Linked DNA regions of Homo sapiens: all the other regions are linked to region 1. A link is a contact called in ENCODE Hi-C or POLR2A ChIA-PET data. All regions are on one chromosome and are shown on one strand. Each heading gives the region's core, a stretch centred on a gene start or an enhancer-like site at or near the end of the contact. The rest is flanking DNA. Distances are from core to core; before and after follow the strand shown. Region 1 has its middle 4.1 kb from the start of RNU5B-1. Region 2 holds the start of SPG21 (SPG21 abhydrolase domain containing, maspardin). Region 3 holds the start of INTS14 (integrator complex subunit 14).

Region 1 (2,733 bases), core at 87-2,586:
GTTTTTGTTTTGATACACGTTCTGTCACCCAGGCTGGAGTGCAGGGCTGCAATCATAGCTCACTGCAGCCTCAAACTGCTGGGATTAAGCACCTCCTGCCTCAGTCACCCGAGTATCTGGGACTATAGTCTGCAAGCCACCACATTGGGCTAATTTTATTTTTTAATTTTTTGTAGAGATGGGGGTCTCCCTATGTTGACAGACATGTTGCCCATGCTGGTCTCGAATTCGTGGGCTCAGGGGATTCTCCCACCCCTGCCTCTGAAAGTGTTGGTGAGAGGTGACAGCGCGCTGGCAGCCCTCGTAGCCCTCGCTCGCTCTCGGTGCCTCCTTGGCCTCAGCGCCCACTCTGGCCGCGCTTGAGGAGCCCTTCAGCCCGCCGCTGCACTGTGGGAGCCCCTTCCTGGGATGGCCGAGGCCGGAGCCGGCTCCCTCAGCCTGCGGGGAGGTGTGGAGGGAGAGACACCGCAGGAACCGGGGCTGCGCACGGGGCTTGCGGGCCAGCTAGAGTTCCGGGTGGGCGTGGCCTTGGCGGCCCGCAGTCCGAGCGGCCGGCCGGCCGGCTCCGCCGACCCCAGACAGTAAGGGGCTTAGCACCTGGGCCAGCAGCTGCGGAGGATGCGCCAGGTCCCCCAGCAGTGCCGGCCCACCGGCGCTGTGCTGGATTTCTTGCCGGGCCTTAGCTGCCTCCCTGCAGGGCAGGGCTCGGGACCTGCAGCCTGCAATGCCTGAGCCTACCCTGCCCACCCGCCATGGGCTTCTGCGCGGCCGGAGCCTCCACGGACAAGTGCCGCCCCCTGTTCCACCGCGCCCAGTCCCATGGACCGCCCAAGGGCTGAGGAGTGCCGGCACACGGCTCAGGACTGGCAGGCAGCTCCACCTGCGGCCCCAGTGGAGGATCCACTGGACGAAGCCAGCTGGGTTCCGGAGTGTGGTGGGGACTTGGAGAATCTTTATGTCTAGCTAAGGGATTGTAAATACACCAATCAGCACTCTGTATCTAGCTCAAGGTTTGTAAATGCACCAATCAGCACTCTGTGTCTAGCTCAGGGTTTGTAAATACACCAATGGACACTCTGTATCTAGCTAATATAGTGGGGACGAAAACTTTTGTGTCTAGCTCAGGGATTGTAAACACACCAATCAGCACCCTGTCAAAACGGACCAATCAGCTCTCTGTAAAACAGACCAATCGGCTCTCTGTAAAATGGACCAATCAGCAGGATGTGGGTGGGGCCAGATAAGAGCATAAAAGCAGGCTGCCCGCTCCTGCTGCGGCAGGCAGGTGGGGTGTTTTCTTTGATACCGAGGTGGCTTTTTTTCTTTTGCTGTTTGCAGTAACTTGCTATTGCTGCTGCTACTGCTCCGTGCGTGGGTCTGGCCTATGAGCTGTAACACTCACCCTGAAAGTGTGTAGTTTCGCTCTTGAAGCCAGTGAGGCCGGAAACCAACTGGGAAGAAGGAACAACTCCAGATGTGCTGCTTTAAAGAGTTGTAATGCTCACCGTGAAGGTCTGTAGTTTCATTCCTGAGCCAGCAAGACCACGAACCCACCAGAAGGAAGAAACTCCGAATGCATCTGAAGGTCAGAAGGAACAAGCTCTGGATACGCCGCCTTTAAGAACCCTGAGATTCACCACGAGAGTCTGCGGCTTCGTTCTTGAAGTTAGTGAGACCAAAAACCCACCAATTCTGGACACATTGGGATTAAAGGTGTGCCACTGCGCCAGCCAGCGTTACGTCTGTTTTGATAGTCTTGCATGCTTGCTGTAGTTCACAATGTAAGGGGAAGTTAGAAACCCATTGAGATGCAAAGTTCTCACCATATGATAATAGCTACGTCTCATAGGACCTAGCAAGGGGTTAAGGGGTGGGTTCTCTGAGTACTGACCTCCCCCCGTATTGAGCCTTGGGAGAGAGTGTTTCCCTTTTCCTGGGCTTTAGGAGACATTTATTTGTTGGCCTGTACTGTGCTTCACTCTGGAAGGGTCCTGGATAGCTTTCACTGTTGAGAGAACTGAAAGGAGAGTTAACTTGTTTGTAGCTCTGTGAGTCTCCACAGAGGGTCATGGAGTTTCTACAATTTGTGAATCCGAAGCTTGGACTCACGTTGATCCGTTATTTATGATGTGGCTTGCACCTCAATTTCCAGCAACAATTCGTGCTAATTTAATTTAGGAAATAACTGGCTGGGCGCGGTGGGTCACGCCTGTTGTAATACCAGCGCTTTGGGAGGTTGAGGTTGGGGGGATCACCTGAGGTCAGGAGTTCAAGACCAGCTTGGCCAACATGGTGAAACCCTTTCTCTACTAAAAATACAAAAATTGGCGGGACGCAGTGGCATGTGCCTGTAGTCCCAGCTACTCTGGAGGCTGAAGCAGGAGAATCGCTTGAACCCGGGAGGCAGAGGTTGCAGTGAGCGAAGATCGTGCTACTGCACTCCAGCCTGGGTGCAGAGACTTTCGTCTCAAAAATATAATAATCCAGTGTGTATTTTATACTTAAGTACATCTCAATTGAGACTGGCCACATTTCAAATGCTCAATAGCCACATGTGGCCAGTGGTTGCCATATTGAACAGTATACTTCTAAATCCTTTTGGATCTTCTATGAAGATAATCATATGGACTGAGAATAATAATTTTTTCTTTTTTCACTCCTTATACTTTTCCCTCCCCCTGACTTTTCTTGTTACACTTGCCTGGCAAGGCCCTTAGTGAAAAATTGAATGGA
Region 2 (2,733 bases), core at 133-2,632, 310 kb after region 1:
ATTACAGGCATGCGCCACCACGCCCGGCTAATTTTTGTATTTTTTTGTACAGACAGGGTCTCCCAGGTTGCCCAGGCTAGTCTCGAACTCCTGGGCTCAATCAAGCGATCCGTCCACCTTGGCCTCCCAAAGTGCTGGGATTACAATCAATATACATTTAGTACCTATTATTTATGGGCTAATCATGTGCTAATGGACTGGTGGAATCACTCTATTCCCTTTGCTCTAGATTGAAGCTTCGAGACCACCTGGGAAAATAGACAACTAATGTAATGAATATCCATAACCAGTTTCAGAGACAACCAGTAGTTTGCAAGTTATTCCACCCATTAAACGATTCCAAATGTTGGAGAAAAGGCCCCCAACTTAAAATACTCCACGGAAACGTGCTCTATACATCTATGTGGTGCTTACAATAAAAGATGAATTCCTGCGACTGAGTTGCAACCCCGAAAGAAATGATTTAGAGAAAAAAAGAAAGAAAGAAAAAGGTAAGTATGTCACCGTGCTTTTGGAAAATGCTTTTGGGATTTGTCCAAGTTCTAGAGTGGAACCCAAGGCTCCTGGGCCAGGGGACAGAAGTGATAACTAAGTAGGATGCAATTTAGTTGGAATCTTCCCTGACCTTAATCCCATAAACAGTTGCCTAGGTAAAGGCAAAGTCTACAGGCCCTAAAACAGGGTACAAGCTTTCCCTAAAACATATTAGAGAGAGGCACTTTCAACAGGACCTTGTTGCAGGATCCCTAAAAAAAAAATTCAAAACAAGGAGATTTACATGTTATTCACCTTATCATAATTTCAGAAATATTTTACTAATAAAAAAGGAGTCGTGAAGTCTGGAACACCTTAAGACGTGACGTCTGCAACACCTTAAGAACAATGATTACAAATGTATTAATATTCTCTCTGATTTTAAGGGAAAAGTGATGAAGGAACAGGAAGATGGGTGGGCGTATGTTCCCAGAAATCCCCAGAACGTCAAAAAGGAAGCGGAGGCTTTGAGTGGAGGACTACGGAGAGCGTCTACGGTTGTGCCAAAGGAAAAAAAATGTTCCTAAGAAAAGAGTATACAAAGTTGTGTTCATCAAAGTCTGGAACCCAAAGGTGTCCCTCCAAAGCTGTACACGACAGAGAAAACGCGAACTGAAAGAAGAAGCAGGTCCCAAGGGGCCAGGCGCCTCCTCCACCTCCTCCTCCTCCTAGGTACGTAGGGCAGAACTAAGGCTGACCCAGACGTAACTCAGCCCTCTCCTCACGCCAGCCGCAGCCAAGCATCCCACGGAGCCTCCCCCCGCGCCCGTCGCCGTGGCGACCGCCGGGGCCACGCAGCACCGCCCCTTCCTCGCGACGTGGCCCCGCCCTCTGAGAACCCGGAAGCGGGAGTCTCGCGCCAGCTGAGCGGCGGTCGGGCGGGGGGAGCGCGGCGGCCCAAGCTCGCTCGGCCACGCGCCCCGCCCCCTCAGAGGCCGGCCTCCCGCACGCACCGCGCAGCCTGCTGTGCCCGTGGGTCCCGAGTGCTCCGCCGCCCGCCCCGACCCGGGCCCAGCCGCCTCCACGGCCCGCGCTCGTACTGGAGCGAAGAGCGGCCTCCTGAAGGAGGGGAAGGGACGTGGGGGCGGCCACGGCAGGTGAGGGTGGGCGAAGCCCTGGGAAGCGGCTGGGTGTGCGGTATGCGGGGTTGTAGGTGTGTGTGTGTGGCGCGTGGCTGCCTTGGTTGGTGTGACTTTGTGAGTGTGTTCTGAGTGGGCCGGTCCATGTGACCACGCACGTGATCACGTGCCCTTGTGAGTGTGTGTCTGGGGCCGAATCTGGGCTGTGGGGTGGTCGGTGTGCTTGTGACCCTGCCTTTGTGTGGCTGTCACCGGTGGGACTGGCGGGGAGCTGTGTGTGAGTCTCCAGCGGGAGGTGGGGGCGGCACAGGGCTTAACCGGGGCATCCTCCTGTAAACCCATCCTGGGGCTACACGACTGCAGCCCAGGAACATTTCTTTCTTTCTTTCTTTCTTTTTTTTTTTCTCAGCAAACTTTTAAGAACTGTGAGCAGAGGCCAGTAATTTTGGAGACAGGACCTCGGCCTGAAAGTGATAGATGTCTTTGTTGTTACTGAGTGTGGGCCAGGTGTAAGGTTTGTAAACGGGGGATGAGGAACAGAGCGGGACCGGAGTGTCTCATTTTTCCTCTTCTCGTTTTCCTGGGGAGTTATAAGTTAGACATTTATGCTGCTTCCTTTGTCTCCACCTACACTGGTTCAGCTCCTTTTGGCACAAAGATTCAACAAATTAAGGAGTAACTTTTTTTTTTTTTTTTTTTTTGAGACGGAGTCTCGCTCCGTCGCCCAGGCTGGAGTGCAGTGGCGCCATCCCAGCTCACTGCAAGCTCTGTCTGCTGGGTTTACGCCATTCTCCTGCCTCAGCCTCCCGAGTAGCTGGCACTACAGGCTCCCGCCACCACGCCCGGCTAATTTTTTGTATTTTTAGTAGAGACGGGGTTTCACCGTGTTAGCCAGGATGGCCTCGATCTCCTGACCTCGTGATCCGCCCGCCTCGGCCTCCCAAAGGGCTGAGATTACAGGCGTGAGCCATCGCGGCTGGCCACTGAGGAGTAACTTAATAGCTGTGTCCAAATTCCAAAAGCTTTTTTCCCAAGAGCATGAGAAGAGATGTCACAGATGTCAGGTAGGCACCTTTTCCTCCTGTAAGGTTTAGAGATAATGCAATGAAGAAAAGAGGGA
Region 3 (2,733 bases), core at 162-2,661, 310 kb before region 1:
TTTGAAGCAAATAGGGCAGTCTGCAGGGCCCTGGCCCCAGTGCTGGCAGGGATATTCCCAGGGACAGGAAAAAACTACAAGCAACTGGCCCCACAATCTCCCACATAACAAGCTGTGAGAAGTCAGACAGATTTGTCTGTTCAGTTCAAAGCATCCTCCTTCCTCGTCCCATCTCCTAATCTCGCCCCATCCTATCAGCTAAAAGAAAAAGGCAAATGCCTGAGGCCTTCTAGAGGCCTTTCTGTACTCACTTTGTAACCTATGTGGTTCCACATTGTTCTTTGAACCGTAACTACCCAGGGGCCTGCTGGCATCCATCTAAGCCTATCTCTAGCTGGGATTCCCTGGCTCCCTACATGGTTAGAAAGAAAGTCACCTCTTGCCCTCTTAAGGACCTCACTGAGGCACAGACTACAATGGAGACACCAGGTGGCCAGAGTGGCAGGCAAGAGCCCATGTTGCCTTACAGGGAAATCTGAGCACGCATGCCTTGTCCAGGGTGAGAGGAACGAGGGCCCTCTGCTTCCCTCAAAGAGGGGATAGGGGAAATAAAGTGAGCATTTGGGCTGAGGAGACCAAGAGGCCAAGTCTTGAGGTAAATTGGGCTCAGGTCAGCTAAGAAGGATATACAAAGCATACCTCAGCCAGGAATTACAGTTTTGGGGTTTTTCCCCCCAAGATTCTCGTGCGTTAGCCTCCCAAGTAGCTGGGATTACAGGCACTCGTTACCATGCCCGGCTAATTTTTGTATTTTAGTAGAGAGCGGGGTTTCACCATGTTTCCCAGGCTGGTCTCAAACTCCTGACCTGAAGCGATCCGCCCACCTTGGCCTCCCAAAGTGCTGGGATTACAGGCCTGAACCACCACGCCCGGCCAGGATTTGTAGTTCAGGAATTGCAGTTTAAAAAGAACAGGAAGAGGATTCTGTCAACCGGTTCAGAGGATACGAGAGAGGGGGCTAAAGAGTGACGAGGAAAATAGCAGGAAGGGTTGGGCTCGTGCACCGACGGGGCCCAGGGGAGTGAGGGGACAAAAGTGTGAAGCGGACACAGAGTCACCGGGCCAGGTGAGGCCCATGGGTCAGTGGGGCAGAAGGGGAAGGAAAGAGCCCGAGAATGGGGAGAGATTCAGGGCAATGCAGAGAGACACGGCAGGAAACCCAGCCAAGGCTCGAGAGAAGTTGGGGATTTGTGGGAGGAGAGGGGTGGCCGCGGATTGGCCATCGCGAAGAGAGGCCGCGCCCCCTAGCGTCCCTCCGGGATGAGCCAGAACCCTGCCCGGGCGACCCTGAAGCTCTCCAAGGACCGCCCCGCCCAGCGCGGAGTGCAGGCGCCGGATTCCCTTCTGTCGCGCGGCCTTATAGTTCCGGCTGTGGCGCGCGGACGGAAAGTTTATGCCGACGGAAAGTTTATGCCGACGGACTGTGTCCGGCGATGGGCACGGGGTGAGTGGGGAGGCCGAGGGCCCGGGACTGCCTTTCGCTGCTTGTTGGGGTTACAGGTGAAGGGGTTATGGGTGAAGAACAACCCAGGGCCAGCGCTTGGCCTTCCCGCCACCGTGGCGGCCGCCCCGCGCTGTCTGTGAGGCGCCAGTTCCGGGGCGCTGCTCCCGGCCTCCCCTCGCTCTGAGGCTCGGGGTCCCCAGCTCCGCGTAAACTGCACGATTTCGCCCTCTGCTCAGCTCCCCTCTGCCCCCTCTTTCCAAGAGAGACTTCCAGATCCCACATTTTCTTGACTGATTTTTAAGGTAAAAATACATCTCCCAGATGTGATTTTCAGTCTGGACTTTTAGAGATGAAATTATATCTGAGAACTGGGGAGGGACTCCCGGAGGCTGACGGGAAAGCCAAAGAGCAGGTGAGGCACTAGAAATTCAGGTAGAATCCTGCTTTGAGAGCGAGACTGCTGAGAATCAGTTCTTTATGAATGAGCTAATTATCACCTTCAGGGAAGAATTACAAACGTCTAGCTGATGGACACTTGGTATTCAAGGCCAAATAGGTGGCTAGGGCCTATTTCTCAGACTGTTCCTGAGAAAGAAGAGCCCTAGTTGTTTGAACAGTACACGTGGGAAGGGGGTGGGGGTGGGAGACTTGGGGGCTCAGAATCCACCCAAGTGAGGAATACATAGTGTTGTGCTCACAAAATTGGTAGACTGTGGTGGGCAGGGATTCCCCCCCACCCAAGACGGAGTCTCGCTCTGTCGCCCAGGCTGAAGAGCAGTGGCGCGATCTCGGCTCACTGCAACCTCTGCCTCCTGGGTTCAAGCAATTCTCCTATTTCAGCCTCCCAAGTACTAGAACCACAGGCGCACGCCACCACATCTGGCTAATTTTTGTATTTTTAGTAGAGATGGGGTTTCACCATGTTGGTCAGACTGGTCTCGAACTCCTGACCTCGGGTGATCTGCCCGCCTCAGCCTCCCAAAGTGCTGGGATTAAAGGCGTGCCTGGCCTTTTTTTTTTTTAATCAGGCCTATACTGCTTGAGTGAACTATCCTTCAGGAACTTTCAGTTCCCTCCTTTACTCCAACCTGAGTACTAAATTGATCTCCCACGACTTTGTAACTGTTAATGAGGTGCATTTGGGAGTCGACACAAATGCATCACTTGGGAGAAAGAGCCAGCTCCAGAGGTGTCTTCAGAGAAGGCAAGACTGCCAGCTGTCATCACTGTCAACAGCAGATTTCACGGGCTGAAAGTGCTTTTTTGTATTTGATCTAAGTCTGTGTAAA

Evidence for each region. A loop is a pair of places that touch in the nucleus more often than their neighbours do. ChIA-PET counts read pairs that join two places held with the same protein, here RNA polymerase II (POLR2A). Pooled maps may share reads with other maps.
Region 2: a loop to region 1 is called in a map of CD8-positive, alpha-beta T cell, with 5 times the contacts of the local background. The contact joins the promoter of SPG21 here to the enhancer-like site in region 1. A Hi-C loop is called at or near these places in 4 of 168 maps with a recorded cell type or tissue (CD4-positive, alpha-beta T cell, CD8-positive, alpha-beta T cell, OCI-LY7 and 1 more), 8 of 37 single-sample maps with no recorded cell type and 15 of 50 pooled maps. POLR2A ChIA-PET finds 5 or more read pairs at or near these places in 8 of 52 experiments (CD4-positive, alpha-beta memory T cell, K562, WTC11 and 5 more).
Region 3: a map of CD4-positive, alpha-beta T cell shows a loop between it and region 1 (2.8-fold over the local background). The contact joins the promoter of INTS14 here to the enhancer-like site in region 1. A Hi-C loop is called at or near these places in 3 of 168 maps with a recorded cell type or tissue (CD4-positive, alpha-beta T cell, HAP-1 and gastrocnemius medialis) and 12 of 50 pooled maps. POLR2A ChIA-PET finds 5 or more read pairs at or near these places in 13 of 52 experiments (A549, A673, CD4-positive, alpha-beta T cell and 9 more).

What each region holds. Positions count from the first base shown.
Region 1 is chr15:65,299,179-65,301,911 of GRCh38, reverse strand. No RefSeq gene overlaps it. Among named protein-coding and RNA genes, the nearest start is that of RNU5B-1, 4.1 kb to the left of the region's middle. RefSeq lists an enhancer at 206-721. Within about 2 kb of position 1,336, at least 3 of the 41 ENCODE cell types and tissues checked have a DNase peak (open chromatin) inside an H3K27ac peak, as active enhancers do; they include CD4-positive, alpha-beta T cell and CD8-positive, alpha-beta T cell, where a contact is called at or near this core.
Region 2 is chr15:64,988,563-64,991,295 of GRCh38, reverse strand. SPG21 (SPG21 abhydrolase domain containing, maspardin) reads left to right here and starts at 1,382. Exons shown (of 9, transcript NM_016630.7): 1 at 1,382-1,631. RefSeq lists enhancers at 949-1,008, 1,049-1,118, 1,174-1,673, 1,674-2,175 and silencers at 1,189-1,678, 1,799-1,848, 1,651-1,945.
Region 3 is chr15:65,609,809-65,612,541 of GRCh38, reverse strand. It overlaps INTS14 (integrator complex subunit 14), which reads left to right and starts at 1,411. Exons shown (of 12, transcript NM_001394796.1): 1 at 1,411-1,444. It also overlaps a transcript of SLC24A1 not described here. RefSeq lists an enhancer at 1,334-1,493.